2 separate regions of the Homo sapiens genome follow, and region 1 is linked to region 2. A link is an interaction called in ENCODE POLR2A ChIA-PET data of the cell type or tissue named here. Cell type or tissue: Panc1. All regions are shown on one strand. Each heading gives the region's core, and the rest is flanking DNA. Links, peaks and the distances in the headings are about the cores only.

Evidence for each region. Peaks named below come from ENCODE experiments on the same cell type or tissue, not always from the same donor. Only the 100,000 strongest peaks of a DNase experiment are listed, where the experiment ranks them.
Region 1: POLR2A ChIA-PET joins it to region 2 with 6 read pairs; 4 of 35 experiments call an interaction of 5 or more read pairs at or near these places.

The regions. Positions count from the first base shown.
Region 1 is chr2:10,321,557-10,324,462 of GRCh38, reverse strand. The region is part of intron 1 of HPCAL1 (hippocalcin like 1); the gene reads right to left. Among named protein-coding and RNA genes, the nearest start is that of HPCAL1, 20 kb to the right of the region's middle. In Panc1, for the core only: no CTCF peak of the experiment used is centred there; no DNase peak of the experiment used is centred there; H3K27ac peaks cover 1,138 bases.
Region 2 is chr2:10,139,629-10,142,534 of GRCh38, reverse strand. It overlaps a transcript of RRM2 not described here. Among named protein-coding and RNA genes, the nearest start is that of RRM2, 18 kb to the right of the region's middle. In Panc1, for the core only: a CTCF peak has its summit at 1,173; no DNase peak of the experiment used is centred there.

The DNA.
Region 1 (2,906 bases), core at 97-2,596, 180 kb before region 2:
GGGGAAGGGACTGTCTCCCATGGTCACAAAACTGGTAGTTCTGGCTGAACCCCAGTTTTTGCTCACCAGGTCTCCTGGCCCCAGACCTGACTCCAGAGAACTCCGTCCCCTTCCCTGAGAAATGACATCACTGTTAGCCTGACCTAAGGAAGAATTCCCAAATAACAGACCACTTACACAATAGAGCTGTTGTCATGGTAACCACAGCCTTAACAACTTTGGCATTTCCACAACCTCTGATTGATCCGGTTCTCAAAACTGACATGACAATGAAACAGTATTTGCATTTAATTTATTTTAATTGGCTTTTACATAAGGAAATGTCTGGGTTTCACCCTTAATAACAACAGGATGAGTGAGTTCTTAATAGTGGGACCCTGGAAAACAGCAAGATGAAAGCCAATCATTTTAAATTTTCATTAACTGGAAAAATTCTTAACTGACTTTCTTGAAGTACATTTTACTTAATTCTCCTTCCTTTTCTGAAATGACAAGAGCTTTTGCATGGTGAAGTACATCCTTTAGACTACGTTCTTGTGCCACATTTAGTAATGGGAAGACTAGAAAAATCAGATGTTCCAGATGTTTCCATGAAGTAGCCAGTGGAAGTGTATATGGAAGTTCCGACAAGACGCAGATTTTTGTTGTTGTTGTTATTGTTTTTTAAATGTCTCCCCAGTGCCTGGAAGAATCCCTGGCATACAGTAGGCACTCCATAAATATTTGTGGAATGAATGGATGTGGGCTAATTCTCATTACCTGAGGTCATGCGTATAAAGCAGTAGGACAGTGCTGGTCATTTGAGCTTTTATTATTTTCATTAGAGTGAGGCGCAACTGGTGCTTACCTAAGGTAGTACACCACTGGGCTGTGAGAGATGGGGCCAGCTCCAGGGTAAAGGGTACAGGTTGGGGAGCCTCATCTGGGGCTGACACCTGTAACTGCCTCAGTCACCCATTGTCTTCAGCAATCCCACCTAACGTGCGCCCACTGCCAGGGCCAGGTGCAGGCCTGGGGCCAGATCCAGCATGAAACAAAGCTGAATGGGAATGTGTTTGGCCTCTGCTGGCCAGGGCACTCTGTCTACTGGAAAGGAAGGCTTTTTTACGCCATTCCCCCTGAAAGGTGCTCTAACACTGAAGTTAGGGTACAAGAGGCACAGGGGACAACTGAGAAAGGGGAGCAGCCAGCTTGAGAGGCTGGACGGGAACCTGCAACCAACGGTTGAGAGCGTGGAGCACCGTGACCCCATGCATACACGCTGGGACTCCGTGGGGAACGCGTCTGGGGAACCGGGGGAGCCAGGTCAGAGAGTTGTGCTGGAAACATGCCATGAAGCGGCCAGTGGTGGTGGCTGCAGCACAGTCATGGTGGACCTCAGGGTCAGCCTGGGATAGCTGAATCCTGATGCCCACCTGAGAGACCAGCTTAACACGATGGAGGGACAGGAAAGCAGAAGGGGGCAGCGTGTGTCCCAGGCTTGCCTGCTGTCTGTCTGTCAAGAGCCCCCAGGGATCTATCTGGGGGACTTGGGGACAATGTTGGACATTCCATCAATGAGGAATGCATTTGGCTGCAAACAACATAAAACGTGACAAGCGGTGGCTTAGATAAGAGTGGCTTAGATAAGAAAGGGTCTTCTTTGTGTCACAGAGCAAAGTTCAGGTGCAGGAGATCCAAGGTTCAGGCGGTAGCTCAAGAATGCCATCAAGGTCCCAGTCTTCTTCTGCTCTACTGTCTTTAGCACATGGATTTCAACCTCATGGCCACAGAACAGCTGCCCCATCTCCAGGAATCACATCTGCTTTCCAGGCAGGAAGAAGATGCATGGGTCAAAAATCATCTGTCTTGGGACTTTGACTCTTTATTCAGAAAGGGAAACCCCTCGCAGCAGGCTGCCCCTCAGCCAGAAAGGGCCAGTGAGGCCTAAACTCACTGGGCCCCCTGGTTGGGAGGCAGCTGGTGAAGTCAAGCCTTTCATTTTCCAGCCCCTTGGTGGAAGCATCCTTGCACTTGCTGTTCCCTTGCACCTGCTGTCCTGCTGGGGTTTTCGTGTGGCTTCTGCCCTTATTTTCTTCAAGTCTTTGCTCAGATGTCACCTTCTCATGAGACCTTCTCTGACCACCCTATTTAAAACTGTGGCTGGGTGCAGTGGTTCATGCCTCTAATCCCAGCACTTTATAAGGCTAACTTGGGAGGATCACTTAAGCCCAGGAGTTCAAGACGAATTTGGGCAATCTAGTGAGAACTCATCTCTACTAAACATTTAAAAATTATCCAGGAATGATGGGGTATGCCTGTAGTCCCAGCAACTCAAGAGGCTGAGGCAGGAGGAACATGTAATCCATAGAGTTGCAGGCTACAGTGAGCTATGATGGCGCCACTGCACTTCAGCCTGGGCAACAGAGCAAGACCTTGTCTCTAAAAAAATAAAAAATAAAATAAATAAAAAGTAAAATTGTGTCTCTCTATTTGCCTAAGAGAAATGAAAACATACATCCACAAAAAACTTGCACGCTTGTACAAAAAAAACTTGTTCCTCGCAGCATTGTTCAGAATAGCCAAAAGTGAAAACAGCCCAAATGTTCATCAACAGATGAATGGATAAACAAAATGTGGTCTATCCATACATTGGAATATTATTCCGCCATCTACAGGCATGCAGTACAGATACACACGCAGCATTGGCGGTGCATGAAAACACTGTGCTTGGTAAAGGAAGCCAGATGCAAAAGGCCTCATATTGCATGATTTCCTTGATATAAAATGTCCAGAAGTGGCAAATCCAGAGACACCTAAAGTAAATTATTGGTTTCCAGGGCCTAGGGCACGAGGAGATTGAGGAGTGACTGCTAATGGCTATGAGATTTTTTTCTGGGGTGATGAAAATGTTCTGAAATTAGTAG
Region 2 (2,906 bases), core at 219-2,718:
CGTAGAACGGCAGAGGCTGGCAGTACCTGGATTTCCGACCTGGCAGGGGTGCGTGGGGGCCCTGTACACTGAGCTAGGAAACAGCAGATGACAGGCCCCGCAAGCCACCTCCACAGTGGCCCCTCTTCCCCCACCGTGCGAGTTGCCATCATTTCTCACCTGAAAGCTGCAACTGCCTCCCGCTTCCACTGGCGCACCCCGAGTAACACCTGACACGCAGAAGCAGGGGATTCCCTTTCAAGACGTAAGGCTGGTCAGACCTTCCCGAGCTTCTCATCCCCTTAGAAATGAAATCCAGACTCTTTACCTGGGTCTGCAGACCTGCATGTACACACCCACTCCACTGACCCAGCCCCATCTCCCACCCCTCACTCTGCTCTGACCACTCACAGACGCGCCTGCCACAGGGCCTTTGCGCTTGCCCACCCTCCGCCTGAAACATGCTTTCCTCCCCTAACCACGTGGTCGATCCCCACATCCTCTGGCTCCCTCTGGCTCCCCACATGAAAGAGCAAGGGGCATAGCCCGCCCCTTCCTCCCTGCTTTCCTTGTCTTCAGAGCTTGTCACCGTCTGACTTACCGCACACTGGGTGGGTGATTGGTCTCCATCTCCCTCACTGGCGTGCTGTCTCCCCGAGGGCCTGGACTCCATCTGCTTTGCACTTCACGGTCTCCCAGCACCTGCAGCAGTGCATACAGGAGGGCTCAGTGACTGCATGCTGGAGCAACCGCCTCCCAGCCCCAGCCCCAGCCCCAGGCCATGGCCACCTCCTGGGGCTCTGTTTCCCGTGCTTGGAACAGTACCCCACCCTCACCTGCTCTTTCCTTCCCAAGAACAGGTCGAGGTCTCTTGCCCTCCTTCCTGCCTCCCCGCTTCCCAGAGCTAATCATACCCTCCTCCGTGTGATCTTGGAATCCTTAAGCACATGCATTCTTGACTCCAAGACCAGACACCAGGCCTCCTCCATTCCAGCACAACCACAGTTAATAGCCACTGTCCACCACCATGTGCCCAGACCTCTGCTGGCAGTGACCAAGGATGCAGAAGCAGAAGATGCACACCCACGAGGGCTGGCAGTCTCCCTGGAGAGGGCACACTAACATGGGGACAACATCCTAGCACAGCATGAGATGCGTGTCAGTGAGCGTAGCTAGGTGGCACCAACTCCCTAAGGCTCAGAGTGAGACATGGGGGTGGGGGGAGGGGATGGAGGGAAGATGGGATGGGAGGTGCCAGTTTTGCCACCCACAGACTTAACCTGAGTCCCAGAGCACATAACTGGTCAACAGCAGAGCTGGGCCTGGCTGGGTCCATCGGGCTCCAAGCCAGCGGTTTCTGAACTCAGAATGGCCCCCATTGGCCGACCTCTTTGGACAGAAGCAACTAACTCCCACCTCTCCACGAAATCCCAAGCTCCTAAGCAACTTCCAGAGGCTACAGCACAATAGTGAGCAGACACACAACTCACAACGTGGGCCCCGCACATGACAGCGACGTGGGCGAGATGCAGCCCCAGCCGCCAGTTCACAGGAGCGAGGGCTGCCAGCCTCCACATGCCCGGGGCACCTCCTCCTAACCCTGGTCCAGAGCTCAGGGTCCCTCTCCCTAAAGCCCACCTGAGACCCAGAATAGCCTTCTGCCTGGGTAGCTGCTTCCCCTGGTGGCTGCGAGTGCTCATCAACACTTATTATAAGAACATTATAGGAAAATTTAAACAGAAAAATAGAATAGAAAGAAAAACTGCTCTTACTCCCAACCTGCCCCCTAAGGCACCTTTTCATTTCTCCACGTGGGACACCTTCCTCTCTATCCATATGTACACATTTTTATGACAACGTAAGCACAGTATACCCATAACTTTACGTTCTGCTATTTTATCATTTTCCTGTAAACAGCTTTCCCTGTGTTTAAATGTGATCTGTGTATTTCTCATCTAGAGTGACTGGTTAGCACTCCATTAATAACCGGCTCTCTGAGCAGGCACCCTGCTGGCTCAGCCACCACCAATGCCATCCACTACTTTCCCATCAGGTCCACTACGGAGCTCTCAGGAACATGGTCAGGCCTTACTCAGAGCTCATCAAGCATTTTCTGTAAAGATAGAAAATACAGACCACAGCAGCTATTCCAGTCTCTTATCCATGGTGAAGGCAGCCACAGACCATACGTAAACAAACAAGTGTGGCTGCGCCCCAACGAAGCTATTTATGGGCCCTGAAATTTGAATTTCATAGAATCTTCATGCAACACGAAATGTTCTTTTGATTTTTTTTTCTTTTCTTTTTTAGAGACAGAGTCTTGCTCTGTCGCCCAGGCTGGAGTGCAGTGGTGCAATCTCGGCTCACTGCAACCTCCGCCTCCCGGATTCACGCCACTTTCCTGCCTCAGCCTCCCAAGTAGCTGGGACTACAGGTGCCCGCCACCACGCCCAGCTAATTTCTGTATTTTTAGTAGAGAGGGGCTTTCTCTGTGTTAGCCAGGATGGTCTCGATCTCCTGACCTCTTGATCCACCCGCCTCAGCCTCCCAAAGTGCTGGGATTACAGGCATGAGACACCACGCCCAGCCATTCTTTTGATTTTTAAAACATATTCCTAGCTCCTGGTATGTATAAAACCAGGCGGTGAACCAGATCCCACCCACGGGCTATTTCCTGACCCCTGCTCCGTTAACATTGGAGGATCCAGGGGTGGAGGAAGGAAAGTCCTAGAAAGGAGTGGAGGAGGAGGGTGGGAACTGAGGAAGCAAAGGAAGGCCCAACAGACCACTCTCTGTGTTCCAGAAAGTTCTAGGACTTGCTTCCAATTCCCAAGGGGCCTGGGACAGTCCAGCTCTCTGAAACGCCCCAAACAGAGCAAAACCGAAGGCTGGGACCATAGAGATGGCTCAGCACCTCATTTCCTGAT